4 separate regions of the Homo sapiens genome follow, and all the other regions are linked to region 3. A link is a contact called in ENCODE Hi-C or POLR2A ChIA-PET data. All regions are on one chromosome and are shown on one strand. Each heading gives the region's core, a stretch centred on a gene start or an enhancer-like site at or near the end of the contact. The rest is flanking DNA. Distances are from core to core; before and after follow the strand shown. Region 1 holds the start of ZNF391 (zinc finger protein 391). Region 2 holds the start of ZNF184 (zinc finger protein 184). Region 3 holds the start of ZKSCAN8 (zinc finger with KRAB and SCAN domains 8). Region 4 has its middle 12 kb from the start of TRI-AAT5-2.

Region 1 (3,537 bases), core at 377-2,876, 750 kb after region 3:
TTATTCTCTTAAGTGGTCACAACATGCTGCAGCCCTAGCCAACCTGGTGGTTTGCTATTCCTTTATGTGACTCAAACTTTTTAGCACTAACAGCGCTGGCCACCACAGTTACCCTAATTATCTAAAATTCTTTTGACATTGCTTGTCTCTCCTATAATCAATTCCTGATCCAGGGATAATTCTCCTTTATTTTCTACCCCCTTCAGAAGGAAGAAGGTTTTGAAGGGTCAGGAATAGGGCTTCTCTGGGTGCTTTGTTTTGTGGCACTAGGTTGATTGCTTCCTGGAGCCTTTGCCAATCCACAAAGCAATCAGCAGAACTGCCTGGGCAGCCTCAGTTTAATCACAGAATAGAGAAAATCTTGTCCTACCAAAGGTGATCTTCAGGTAACAATGTTCCCAGATATTGGCTCAAAGCACAAACTCACACATAAAGCACAAACTCAATGATCCACAGTAACTGTCAATACACCCACAACAAATAATTAACAACTACTTTATTCAAGTACCAACCTTCATCATCAGAAACATAAACTAAGGACTGGCACTCAAGCAAGTACTTCTCTTTTTTGGGGGGGAGGGGCGCGGAGTTTCACTCTTGTTGCCTACGCTGGAGTGCAGTGGCGTGGTCTCTGCTCGCTCCAACCTCTGCCTCCCGGGTACAAGTGATTCTCCTGCCTCAGCCTCCCGAGTAGCAGGGATTACAGGCGCGCGCCACCACTCCCACCTAATTTTTGTATTTTTAGTAGAGAACGGGTTTCACCGTATTGGCCAGGCTGGTCTCGACCTCAGGTGATCCGCCCGCCTTGGCCTCCCAAAGTGCTGGGATTACAGGCGTGAGCCACTGCGCCCGGCCAAGCAAGTACTTCATCTCTGTGTGCCTCAATTTCCTTATCTGTAACATGGGCATAATAATAGTACATTACTTCATAGGGTTGATGCAAGGATTAAATGAGTTAATGCAGGTAAAAACTCTTGGAGCAGTGCCTGCACTCAGTAAGCACCTGGGAAACACCCCAGTACCGAAGACCTCCCTCGCCCAGCTAGAGGGGAAGCAGGGAGCAACCCTGCTCTTTTTCATCTCCCAGGGATACACCCGGGGAAAACCACTGGCTGTCACTGCCGCAGAGGGACTAGGCTGGCCCGCCAGTGAGACGAGCGCTGGGGGCTTCATGACCCCACGCCACGCGGCGTCCCAACCGTGGAGGTGCCTCCTGACCCGACCTGCAGCCAAACCACACGCGACCCTTTCGCCCGTTTCCTTCGAAGAACCCGTGTTTCCGCTTTCCAGAACCTCTAAGAGCACCCACCTTGGTCCCGGGGCCCTGTAAGCCTCACTCACCGGCCGCCTCCGGCCGAGTACCCCCGACACACCCCGGGCGGGTCCCGCACTTGGAGCGGAACCTGAGTGCGCTGGGCTTGGGGAAGTCGGAAGGATTAAAGAGAAACCCATGCGTCGAACCGCTGCTCCAACGCCCATCAGGTTCCCTAAGATCACAGGCACTCTTCCACTCAGACTGCTGCTGATCATGCTCTGCTCGGTATGCGGGACCAGTCATTGTCTGGGCAGTCGCCTGGACCTAAGTCTCCTGACGCGGACGACCAGTTGCAAAACAGAGACCACACTGAGACTGAGCAACGTATCAGCAGCGGTCGCAGCTCTGCGCTTGCGCCTGAGAGCCAGCTACAGCAGGGCTGTGCTGGGATTCACTTTCGTGGAAGGTTTTGCAAAGCCCCTCCCCTGGTATGCGAGAGGCTGAGAGGTTGGCGCTAGAGGCAAGAGGAAGGGGGTCTGCGAGAGGTGCCGAAGACCACCTTAATACACTGCAAAGTATAGCCTAGACCGGTGGTTCACAGAGTTTTAAATAGCGTACACAAATAAATCACCAAGTGAGCTTGTTAAAATACAGCTTCACAAGATTTACACTCCGAGATTGACTCGTTGGCCCGGAACATTGCATTTTCAAGGGGCACCCCAGATGATTCTGATGCAAGTGGTCTCTCCAGCCTGTCTGGAGAAACTGGCTCCGTTGCACAATCTAGTTGCTTAAATACTGTTAAATGCAAGACATGTCTCAAATTTCACCAAAAGAAAAAAATGAATAAAATCAGGACACTACCCTAATCTAGTAGATTTTTTAAAATTCCAGATAATTTTAATATAAGGTAATGAAGTTGCACAATGTGCCCTGGGAGTTCAGAGCAGGGGAAACTTATGGAACGAGGGACACTGGAGTGGTTTGACTAATGGAAGATTTAATGGAAAACATAAAGGAGGGCAACCTTACAAATAGTTGAGGAACTAGAAGAGTGGAAAGCATGTGCAAAACTGCAGGTCTGATACATGACAGCTGTGCACAAGTACCATAGAAACATCAAGTAAGTATAAAGCATGAGCCATGAAGTACAAAGGAGCAGGATCCAAATTATAAAGCTGGAAAGAATTAGATAAAGTCTAATTTTATCATTTCCTATTTTTAAAAATTAAAAACACTTTCAAACTGTGGTAAACTATGCACAACATTAAAGTTACCATTTTAAAGTCATACAGTAAAGTTTTTAGCGTATTCACAACAGCACCGTCACTATCTAATTCTAGAACATTTTCGTCATCCCTAAAGATGCCCATTGAGCAGTCTCTATTCCCTGCTCCCCACAGTCCCTGGTAACCTTTATTTTACACTATGTTTCTATGAATTTGCCTGTTCTAGATATGCCATATAAGTAAAATAATACAATATTTGTCTATTTATGTCTGGATTATTTTTAATTAGCATAAAGTTTTCAAGGTTCATTCATACTGCAGCATGTATCCTTCATGCCTTTTAATGGCTAAATAATATTCCTTCGTGTATATGTGTGTGTTTATACACAAACAGTGTATAAATATACATACATAATATTTTGTTTATCCATTAATCTCTTGTTGAACACTTGGGTGGTTCCTGCCTTTTGGCCATTGTGAATAATGCTGCTGTGAACATTGGTGTACAAGTATCTGAGTCACTGTTTTCAATTCTTTGGGTATACACCTAGGCATTGAATTGCTATATCATATGGTAACTCTGCAATCAGCTTTCTAGAGGAACCATCAAACTGTTTTCCATAATGGCTGCATCGTTTTACATTCCCATCAGCAGTGCAGGAGGGTTCTAGTTCTCCACATCTTTGCTAACACTTGTTAACTTCTGTTTTGTTGTAGTTGTAGTATTATAACCATCATAATGGGTATAAGCTTTATCTCATTGTGGCTTTAATTTGCATTTCCCTAATGGCTAGTGATGTTGAGCATCTTGTCATGTACTTATTTGTGTGTCTTCTTTGGAGAAATGTCTGTTCAAATCCTTTGCCTATTTTTGAATTAGGTTTTGTTGTGTTGCATGAGTTTTTGTATATTCCAGATATTCTTCTTCAGATATGATTTGCAAATATTTTCTCCCAGTCTGTGAAGTTTTTCTCTCTTTTGATAGTGTCCTTTGATGCATAAAACTTTTTAATTTTGATGAAGCTCCATTTATTTATTTTTATCACCTGTGCA
Region 2 (3,347 bases), core at 292-2,791, 670 kb after region 3:
ATATCAGTTCTTTATCAGATATGTACTTTGCAAGTATTTTCTCCCAGTCTGTGACTTGTCTTTTCATTCTCTTGAACATTTTTTTTTAAACCAATGTTCTCTTCATGGCAATATATGCATTCTCTAAGATGACCGAAGCTTTCTCTATCATGTTCCCTTGACTGTAATTGTTTTTCATACACTCTGTTAGGATTTCCAGGTTTAATGTTTGTCAGCCAACAGTCTGAGAGACTTGACCTTGGCCCCTTATCCAAATGCTGGGGATGCACGCCAGCATAATAAAATGCAAGTGCCATGTCTTAAATATAAAAACCTACCGATTTGTTGGATTCTTTTTTTCTGCCAAGGACACAGTGACAGACTGGCCATGGGCTACACTTGCAGCTATGTGCTCGCTGACACAGGCATATAAAATGCTTTACTAAGTGGCAAAACATGGGAATATTATCTCCGGGTTTCCTTAAGCATTAGAAAAACATGTTGGGGCCGGGCGCAGTGGCTCACGCCTGCAATCCCAGCACTTTGGGAGGCCGAGGCGGGCGGATCACTTGAGGTCAGGAGTTCGAGACCAGCCTGGCCAACATGGTGACCCCCTCGTCTCTACTAAAAATACAAAAATTAGCCGGGGATGGTGGTGCATGCCTGTAATCCCAGCTACTCGGGAGGCTGAGGCAGGAGAATCGCTTGAACCCGGGAGGTGGAGGTTGCAGCGAGCCGAGATCGCGCCATTGCACTCCAGCCTGAGCAACAGAGCTAGATTCCGTCTCAAAAAAAAAAAAAAAAAAAAAAAAGTTGGTCGCCACTCATTTGAGAGTCGTGAAAACAATTTTAATGGGTAACTACCAGTATTTTCAAAACGACAAAAGAGTAGAACAGAAAATAGAAGGTAGAACATGTAATAAAGGTAACGATTGTTTGCGTTTTAAAACTGTGTGTAGACGTGTATTTCTTTTTTTTCTTTTCTTTCTTTCTTTTTTTTTTTTTTGTTGTTTTGTTTTTTTGAGACGGAGTCTCGCTCTGCCGCCCAGGCTGGAGTGCAGTGGCGCGATCTCGGCTGACTGCAACCTCTTCCTCCCGGGTTCAAGCGATTCTTCTGCCTCTGCCTCCTGAGTAGCTACAGGCGCGCGCCACCACGCCCGGCTAATTTTTGTATTTTTAGTAGAGACGGGGTGTCACCATATTGGCCAGGCTGAGTCTCGAACTCCTGACCTAGTGATCCACCCACCTCGGCCTCCCAAAGTGCTCAGATTACAGACGTGAGCCACTGCGCTCGGTCAGTAGACGTGCATTTCTTATAATCAGTTCAGTCAGACAAGTTTACAATGCACACGCATACCTGAAACAGGAGCAAAAGACTGGCGGCGAAAATGTGCGGCCCATCGCAGGGCGAAAGTACACGTTAGCTAAAGCCTCTGGGAAATGAAGTTCAGGAACACCTTCGCGGAGTGTTCTGGGAACGCTGGTCCAGTGTGCCCGCCCGGCGCCGGCGTGCGGGGCGGGGCTCGCTCGTAACGACCGGAAGTGACCGTTGAAGCCGGTTGTAGGCGTGGAAAGAGGTTGGCGCGCTGGAAGTCCAGTTGCTTCGGCTCCCTGCGTTAGGTCTGGTGGCGGTCAATGCGCTTCCGGACCCGGGATCAGAGTGTGTGGATCGCTATAGGGGGAGGGGAGCTCAGGTATCACCATGGCAACAGCCAGCCCTCCGGACTCGTGACGTCACCCTTCTGATTTCGCGCTTAGAGGCCTCTGCAGGAGAAAGCTGGGGAGTCCTCGAAGGGGGCGCACCTCGCCTCCTTCTGTGCGGGGCGGTCCCGCCCTGATCCCTTGGAGGGCTTTGTTCTTTTGTTCTGGCCTAAGGGGAAGTCGGGTGCCGGGCCCCGCCCTGTTTGTCCACCTTCCAGCTTTAACGCTCTGCAACAGGTGTGTCTTCGTGTTATCCGAGCTCGCAGGGGTGTGAGTCACAAGTGTGCACAGAGGGAACACACCAGGTCTGTGGATGCCCCGGCCAGATTCTAGGGTGGGCACCAAGGGTTTTTTGGATCTGAAGCAGAACCCGCGTACCCGATCTCCACTCTGTTTTGTTCATCGGAGTGCCACACACCTCTCTAGTGCTCTCTTGGGGCACTTCTCTTGTGTAGCACCTCTTGGTCACTTTGCAAGACTCTGATGTGTGATTGTGTGACGTATGCTGCTGACGCCATCCTGTGTCTTTTAGGGTAGACAACCTCAGCGTGTTGCAGATTCCCTGCAAGGGGAGTTAGACATCTGAGTCCTAGACCGAGATACCAGCTGAAGGAACGCTGCCTGGCGAACCCTGGTGTTCAAGTTCCAGAGGAACGGGATGAGCTCCTGAGATGGAAGGTAGTGGGGTCGACTTGGGGGAGAGCGGGGTGATGGAGGCTTGAGAACAGTCATGACTGGAGTATCAAATACTTGAGATCAGAGCAGGAGATTTGGAAGGAAGGAACGGTATGCTTAGGGATTAGCAAAGAAACCGAATTACATTGTAGGGAGAGATTCTGTTTTATAGAGAGATACTTGGGAGAGGAGTTTATTTTTTTCTTTCGTTCCATTGGGGAATGAAAAGACATAATCATTCAGAATATCTGTGATCCCCACATGACTTCTGAATATTAAATATTAAAATTATAATCTTGAAGTCAGAAGACATCTTGGCAATTATCCCTTCAATGAAAGAGTCAGTTTTGAAATCTCCTTGGCAGACGGCTGTCTGTCAACCCTATGCCCGAACTAGTGTGGCATTAAACTCGCCATTTTGGGTGCAGACTATTCCCTTGTTGGCTTTCTTTTTTAGTTTCTTATATTAAACAGATGTACTTGTCCCTGTAACTTTTGTGTTGATCTTAGTTCTTAGTCCTCCAAAGAAAAGGAAACTGTCTGTTCTTTCTTTCACACTGCTGCCCTTAAGATATGTGAATTCAGCTGTTACAACTCCTCCTCATAAATTCTTTTCTAAGCAATATAGCCTCACTTCTTTTGATTGGTCTATGTGATGTATCTAGACCTTTCTCTGAAAACTCTCCTGCTTGTCAGCATTTTTCTTAAAATGCAGTGCCTAATGGTAAACATAGCTCTTTGGATGTGCTTTGAAAAGTACCTGAGAGGATAATGTACTACTTCCTTTGACTCGGATTATACTTCCGCTGTTTGGCATTAGATCACATTTGCTTTAAAAACTATCAGTGATGTACTGTAAACTTTAGATCTTTTTTACATAAACTGCAGTGATCTAGATTTACACCATTTTTGTGTAATGGAATTATTATTATCCTTAATGTCATGACTTACATTTATGACTGTTCAATTTTTTGGTCACATGTTTTAGGCTT
Region 3 (3,656 bases), core at 326-2,825:
AAGAACTTTATATTGTTGATGTGGTATTAAAAAGTCTCAATAACAACACTGATGAAAACCAGCTAATTATCAGGTTTGTTCATTTTTTATACCAAATCAGCCAACAGGTCTTGCCCATTGCTCATCTTGATTATTCTATTTAGTGGCTAATTTTCCATTTTTTTAAGTCTCTTCCCTCTCTGATCAGCTGGTTTTTGAGAATTACAACCTATAAATAACTGAGTGCAAAATTACTCCAGTATGTACCTTCCTCTCAGTTTTGTGCGTACATGTCTGTATTAAGTTGGTGAGCACTTTGTGGATACAGACTGATTTTTACATAGTCTCCTTAAAGAACACCTAGTCAAGTTTACATGAGTTTAAAAGGCAATCTTTAAAGCTTCCTCTGGATTTTAAATACTGTAATCCTGTGAGATGCTGAAGGCACAACTCAATTTTAACAGTATTATTTTTTCAATAGTTGTGGAAGGAATGTATTCTTCCTTCAGACTATGTCTAATTTGAGAAATGTTTGGGAACTGAAAACAAAACAAAAAAGACATTTTCCAGGATTTAAAATCCAAGAAAAAGTAGGTGAAGCCAATACTATGCTTTGTTATCTCAAATTGCATTAGCTGAAAGTTTTAATTAACATCTATCACATTTTACATTTAAACAACAGAAATTCAAAACATGTATGTATTTGCTAAAACAATGATTGCTACGTAAATATACTCAACGGAACTAACAAACAACAGAAATATGTTTTTAAAGGTGGTGGTGGCAGTCAAAGTAGCCTGACAAAAATTACTCATGACTAACCAGAGTTTTGGAAATGGGGCCCTCCCAGAGTTCCTCGTTGGCTAACTTCAGTTTGCTTTAACAAATGAAATAGGCATTCTGATAATGTTGAATTCTGAATTACCCTGAAATTAAAAAAAAAAAAAAACTTTCGTACAATTATCTAGTCAACACACCACCAGTTTCTGAATACACTAAAGAAAGAAGAGTAACAGCAAAAATTGGTTTCCATGGATAAACGGGGCTTCCAAAAGCAAAATATGTCTTTTTTAAAAACTGAGAATTTTGTTGTGACCTAAACGCAAAAGAGCGCTAAGTGAAAACAATTCAGACTCTGGAAATAGTTGGATAAAAAATAACATGGGGGGGGCGTTCCCCATTTTAAGATAAACAAGATCGACTACAAAAACATACCACAACACGATTATCTATGAAGAAAGCTTCATAAAAGGTTCCCTCGCAAAAAGTTCAAGGGCAATTCGTGGGGACGTACTCTGCCTGCAACAGCAACTAAGGCGTCAGAATCGGTCCGCGGCGCCGAACACCGCACAGGCCCCTCTCCGGACCCCTCAGGCCAGTCCTCAGCTGCGGCCTGGACCAGCCACAAAGCACCCACTTTCCTCCGGCCCAGAGCCCGACCGTACTCACTGTGAGTTGCAGAGGCGCCCCGTCGTGGGGAAGGGAGGCTGCAACGGATAAACAGACTCGAAGGAAGGTCGGGGAGTAAAGGCGATGAAAGCTGTACTCGGACCAGGCCCCTCCGGCCACTAACTTCTAAATCTGCGGAGGCACAACACCGGCCAGCACGCATCTTGCCCCAAAGGCACTTCCGGAAGCTCTCTAGGAGTCCTGGAGGTCTACAAGCTCTATGGTCGGCCGACTGAGGGTACCGGAGTACCACGCCCCTCACCTGCTGTGTGCTGTGCCTCGGGTTCCTCCCGCGTCTGCGTGCCTCAGGCTTGCGCTGTCGCTGGGGCAGTGAACGTGCTGGGGAATAACGGACCTTGGTGTCCCCTCCGCCTTGTGTGCCCATGCAGCTCCGCGCGCTCGCTGTCAATAGTAACGGTCCCCTGGGGGTAGATATCGGACGTGGGGAGGCTGGAGCTGTGAATAGGAGGCTGGGAAAGTGTTGGAGGAGGGAGCACTTCATGGATCCTTAGGATTCCAACTGGATTCGCGTTTGGCTCCGTTACATACCCTGTACTTTACTGTTCTCGATTCATAAACATATCCAGACCTCTCACATAGAGTACAAACTTCATGAGGAATTCCTGCTAATCACAGTTCATAGTTTTGTGAAATCCCTATGGCATGGCACTTAGGAATAGCATATTTTATTAAGTATTCAAAAAAATCGTAATTAAATATATATTCTTTTTGGATCTTTACATATTTCCCACTCTTTCCTATCTTAATGAATTTCTATCGCTTACAGCATCTGCTTTGCTGCTTAGCTGTTTTAATGCTAAACCTATGATGTAAGCTTGAAGAGTAGACCCTAGGTTTAATACCACAAGATATGGGGAACAAATCTATGTTCATTCTTTCTTTGTTAGTCTTTTTTTCTTTTTTTGCCTTTTTTTTTTTTTTTTGAGACAGGGTCTCTATTGCAGAGTGTAGTGGTGTGATCATAGCTCACGGCAGACTCAACCTTCTGGGCTCAAGCAGTCTTCCCACCTTAGCCCCCCAAGTAGCTGGGACTACAGGTGTGCACCACCCTCAGCTTAAAAAAGAAAATTTGTAGAAACGGGGTGGCGGGGCGGGGCGGGGGTCTCACTATGTTGCCCAGGCTGGTCTTGAACTCCTGGGCTCAAGTGATCCTCCTGCCTCAGTCTCCCAAAGTCCTCGGATTACAGGCATGAGACACCACCCTGGCCCTGTGTTCATTCTTTACAGACCTGTTGCATTAGAGCTTTTTAACTTTTGAGACTAATAGGATTTCAGGGGTGGAGGTTGTGGCAAGTGTTATTTTTTGTTGTTTAAGTCTCATGTATTTATTTCCTTCAGCACCTTTCCCAACCACCTATTATTGAGTTCTCAGGGCTCCTCCAATTTTCACCTTAATTTCCCTCTTTATCTGCTCCTGCTGGTAGCCACCACCAACATTTCTATCCCTTCCCAATTACTAACTCCCCAATATTTTGCGTACTGACAAAGTCGTTTTGATTTAAGGGTTTTGTCATCTAATTATCACATGAAAACAAGTAAATAATAGTAAACACTGGGAAGCTACAGTGCTTCTGGACTCCTTCAAAGTAATTATTTTTGCTTTTTATTTCACAGCTGTTGCTTTCCACCTGGGATGGTAACTGGAAGTAACTGGTGACAGACTAGAACTCTACTTTCAGTTTCTTTTTTCACATTTTAAAAGTAACTTTTTTGGCTGAGCGCGGTGGCTCATGCCTGTAATCCCAGCACTTTGTGAAGCCGCGGGAGGATCACCTGAGCTCAGGAGTTTGAGACCAGCCTGGCCAACATGGCAAAAACCCATCTCTGCAAAAAATACAAAAATTAGCCAGGCATGGTAGTGGGCTCCTGTAGTCCCAGCTACTCCAGAGGCTGAGGCGGGAGAATCGCATGAGCCTGGGAGGCAGAAGCTGCAGTGAGCTGAGATCCTGCCATTGCACTCCAGCCTGGGCAATAGAGCAAGACCCTGTCTCAACATAAATAAACAAATAAATTTTTTTTAAGTCTGAAGTTGTGCACATATGTAGTTGTACAAATTCAATGTGCACACAACTATGACTGCACATACTATGTACAAAGTTGTGTACACATAGGAAGTAAAATAGCGTCATGCCATAGGTAGTTTTCTCAAACTGGACACACAGACACTGATTGTAATAGATAAAACTGATAAATTTGACTTCAAAATT
Region 4 (3,593 bases), core at 525-3,024, 950 kb after region 3:
AGTCTTTTTTCTTTACTTTTTTCTTTTATTTTTTTAATGTGTAATAATTAGATGAATGTTGGTAACAATGGATATATGTACATATCTTAGTTTCCAAAATTTAGGGATGTGTTTAACATCTGTTTGCCACAATGGATTAGGTTCTAATCCTCTAGGGTTAACACCTGTTGAAGGAGGGGACGTGCTTGTGAGCTGGTAATCTGGGCATTGTAGGATAATTTGCTTAGCCAGCCTCTGTGTAAGTTGAAATTATTTAGATAAGTTTTTCAATTTTGGTGGGAAAATTGATGTGATTGGGTGACTTGGTCAAGCAGTGATGTCATAACCTGAAGGTCTGCTTGATTATTGCCGTAAGCCAATGGGCCAGGCAGAGAGCTGTGAGCTCGAATGTGTGTAATAAAAATAGGATGTGTATCTTGGTTTAGCAATTGCTGAAGTTGAAGAAAAAGAACACACAGACTGGGCTCCAGAGCGAACTTAAGGCTGTAAAAGTTCTTTAATAATTAAACAGAATAACCTTAGCTTTTTGAATGTTAGTAAATTCAGATCGAGTGATTGGATTATGTGGTCTCCACCAGACTGTCGCTTTTTTTAATGTTTACTAGACCCACCAGTAAAAACAGTCACAGCTCCTTCCAAAGGAGCATCACAAGGAATTTTTGGAAGAACCCATGTAGTTAATTTTAAAAACTGGAAAATTTTATTTTTAGGATAATGATTATCAATACATTCAACAAATTCTGTTAAATTAACTTGCCATGTAACTGAGTTAATAAATGCCTGTTTTACCTGATTTTTATTTATTGGAATTATAATCTTATTGGGCTCAGTGCCACAAAGTTTAACAATTCGTGACGAGCCTGTCCAATTAGAATTGCCATCTGATCTAAATATACTGTGAGTGTTTTTATGGTATTATGTGGCAAAAAAAGACCATTTAACTAAATCATTATTTTGAACAGTAACCCCCATTGGGGAATGTGAAGTAGGGAACACAATGAATTGTAAAGGCGAGTCTGAGTCAATCTTACTGACCTGGGCTTGTTGAATTTTTGTCTTCAATTACTTTTAACTCTTTTATGGCCTCGGTGTTAGTTCTCTGTTACTTTGTAAGTTGGAATTTCCCCTCAATATTGAGAAGAGATTAGACATAGCATAAGTAGGAATTCCTAAGGTGGGCCGAATCCAATTAATATCTCCTAACAATTTTTGAAAATCATTTAAGGTTTTTAAATAATCTTTTTAAATTTGAACCTTTTGAGGCTTAATGGCTGTATCCTGTACTTGCATCCCCAAATACTGAAAAGGAGTGGTTGTTTGAATTTTGTCAGGTGCTATACGCAATTCAGCGTTTGTAATTGCCTTTTGTAAAGATGAATAACATTGAATAGGTTGATCTCTATTTTTTGCTGCACACATCTGGAAATTGATCTCTAACAGGCTGGATAGTTCTGCCTACAAAAGTTTGACAGATTGTGGGACTGTTTAACATACCCCGGAGTAAAACCTTCTAATGATATCTGGCTGCAGGTTCTTTGTTTTTAATGGCAGGGACAGTAAAGGCAAATTTTTCGAAATCTGCCTCTGCTAAAAGAATTGTAAAACAAGGCAGTCTTTTAAATCTATAATAATGAGCAGCCAGTCTTTAAGGAGCATAGTGGGGGATGGGAGCCCAGGTTGTAAGGCTCCCATCGGTTGAATTACAGCGTTGGCCACTCGCAAGTCGGTCAGCATGTGCCATCTACCGGACTTTTTCTTAATTACAACTATTGGGGAATTCTAAGGAGAGAAAGTGGGTGAAATATATCCTTTTTCTAGTAGTTCTTTAACTATTTCATAAAGCGCCCCCAATTTTTCCTTAGGCCACTGTTCGACCCAGACAGGGCGCTGGGTCATCCATTTTAAGGGAAATTGCTCCTTCACTGTAATGAACTGCAGGGCGAACCTGAATTACCCCCTCTCCATAATGAACTGCGGGTCGGGCAATAATGAGCGCGGCCAGCCGAGTCTCGGCAGCGGAGTCTCAGGCTCCCTCCGCCTGCACTCACTCGGCTGAGGAGGAGGTGGCCATTCCGGACATTCCTCTTGAGGAACCCTGAGCTGAATGAGTTTCTGAATAGGTTTAGGAAGACTGGGGGGATTGGCATAAATTACTTCCGGACTCTCCTTTTGGCTAGTACTCGGTAGAGGCGTTTCAGAGTCCTGATTATCAAACTCCTCCTTCTCCTCCTCTGACTCAGCCTCATCATTTGTCTGAAATGGCTCCAGTGCGGCACGCACCAATGACCAAACTGACCAAACAGGCAAACGAATTTCCTTTCCTTCTCTACGTGCTTTTTAAAGGTCCTTTCCAACTCTTTCCCAATCTCTTAATTTCAAAGTTCCCTGTTCAGGGAACCAAGGGCAAAATTGTTCTACAGCATGAAATTAATTCATACGATTTTTTGTACCAACTTTTACGCCATCACGCTTCAACAGCCGCCCTAGCAAGCTCAAATACGTGGTGTACTTACTTTCAGTTTTCCCCATTGTGTCCCTGGCTTTCTCCAAGTGCCCTGCTTACCTGCAGAGCTTAAAAACTTTTTCGTCCTCGGGAGTCCTTCGTCCATCAGCCCTCCGTTTCACACGCTCGAGCATTCCTTCATCAGATTCTTTCGAGCCCCACGTTGGGCACCAGAATGTTGGGGACCAGCCTCAATACCACCCTTAGGGTACCTAAAGTCCGGTGGCGACAAAGGAATGAGAAGAGACAGGTTAAGAGTGTATAAAGAGTGGGGGCCAGGGGGCCAATTGCAAAATGGAGGCTGCAAAAGGCGCCCAGCTCTGGTCTCCACACTATTTATTGAGTACAATCACTTAGATCCAAAAAGCAGACATTTAGGGCGAAATGGTGAAAGGGAGGCAGCGTGTTACAGGCGTAATCTATAGCAATAGCGGTTTAAATGAATCTCCTTTGTGCCCAAACAGCGTATCTTTAACTTATTGGAGAGTAGCTAGTGGGAGCGGGCTTAACTAGGAGCCTGCACGTCTGTCTACATTCCAACGCTTCAAAGGAGTGTCTTTCTTCTTGAACACAGTGTTTATAGATAAGAGAGCAGGTTGCACTCAGAGCATGGGAACATAATGGCGATAAGAAGGCTTTCCTCTTCAGAGGCCTCTTGTGGCTTTCCACAACTTACTCTCCCATATTTTTATTGCCAGTTTATGGCCCCATAAGCCTTTTTCCCAATGTATCTTCAAGAGAATGTCCAGCAACCCAAACAGCTGACACCCTGTTGGGTCAGCAGAGCTCAATCTCTCAGGGTTTGGAAAGCTGCAGGAGGGGCAGTAAAGCACAAAGAGAAGAGAAGGTACCACCGAGAAGTACTGTAGTAAAAAAATAATTTTGGTTTTACCATTCATCTTCCATCAAATTTCTACTAGTCAACAAAGCAAATAAAGACAACTACTATTTCACATGGTAGATGCAGAAACAGAGTTAATGAAGTGTGCTAAAGATAAGAAACATGATCTTGTGTCTATCTTTTTTTGTTTGTTTGTTTGAGATGGAGTCCCGCTCTGTTGCCCAGGCTGGAGTGCAGTGGCGCAATCTC

Evidence for each region. Hi-C counts contacts between places; a loop is a spot of excess contacts on that map. ChIA-PET counts read pairs that join two places held with the same protein, here RNA polymerase II (POLR2A). Pooled maps may share reads with other maps.
Region 1: a loop to region 3 is called in a map of B cell, with 8 times the contacts of the local background. The contact joins the promoter of ZNF391 here to the promoter of ZKSCAN8 in region 3. A Hi-C loop is called at or near these places in 1 of 168 maps with a recorded cell type or tissue (B cell) and 4 of 50 pooled maps. POLR2A ChIA-PET finds 5 or more read pairs at or near these places in 1 of 52 experiments (B cell).
Region 2: a map of gastrocnemius medialis shows a loop between it and region 3 (5-fold over the local background). The contact joins the promoter of ZNF184 here to the promoter of ZKSCAN8 in region 3. A Hi-C loop is called at or near these places in 3 of 168 maps with a recorded cell type or tissue (B cell, CD14-positive monocyte and gastrocnemius medialis), 1 of 37 single-sample maps with no recorded cell type and 27 of 50 pooled maps.
Region 4: a loop to region 3 is called in a pooled map, with 3 times the contacts of the local background. The contact joins the enhancer-like site here to the promoter of ZKSCAN8 in region 3. A Hi-C loop is called at or near these places in 2 of 168 maps with a recorded cell type or tissue (CD8-positive, alpha-beta T cell and naive thymus-derived CD4-positive, alpha-beta T cell), 1 of 37 single-sample maps with no recorded cell type and 16 of 50 pooled maps. POLR2A ChIA-PET finds 5 or more read pairs at or near these places in 3 of 52 experiments (GM12878, PC-9 and activated CD4-positive, alpha-beta memory T cell).

What each region holds. Positions count from the first base shown.
Region 1 is chr6:27,386,848-27,390,384 of GRCh38, reverse strand. It overlaps ZNF391 (zinc finger protein 391), which reads right to left and starts at 1,626. Exons shown (of 3, transcript NM_001076781.3): 1 at 1,310-1,626.
Region 2 is chr6:27,471,299-27,474,645 of GRCh38, reverse strand. It overlaps ZNF184 (zinc finger protein 184), which reads left to right and starts at 1,541. Exons shown (of 6, transcript NM_001318891.2): 1 at 1,541-1,917; 2 at 2,213-2,358. The coding sequence starts at 2,352. It overlaps LOC105375001 (a long non-coding RNA gene), which reads right to left and starts at 1,522. Exons shown (of 2, transcript XR_926664.4): 1 at 1,337-1,522. RefSeq lists enhancers at 1,530-1,689, 1,750-1,849, 1,870-1,959, 2,290-2,419.
Region 3 is chr6:28,139,802-28,143,457 of GRCh38, reverse strand. ZKSCAN8 (zinc finger with KRAB and SCAN domains 8) reads right to left here and starts at 1,575. Exons shown (of 6, transcript NM_006298.4): 1 at 1,429-1,575. RefSeq lists enhancers at 1,314-1,433, 1,444-1,563.
Region 4 is chr6:27,187,157-27,190,749 of GRCh38, reverse strand. No RefSeq gene overlaps it. Among named protein-coding and RNA genes, the nearest start is that of TRI-AAT5-2, 12 kb to the right of the region's middle. RefSeq lists an enhancer at 1,748-2,313 and a cis regulatory region at 1,522-2,408. Within about 2 kb of position 1,774, at least 34 of the 41 ENCODE cell types and tissues checked have a DNase peak (open chromatin) inside an H3K27ac peak, as active enhancers do; they include CD8-positive, alpha-beta T cell, GM12878 and PC-9, where a contact is called at or near this core.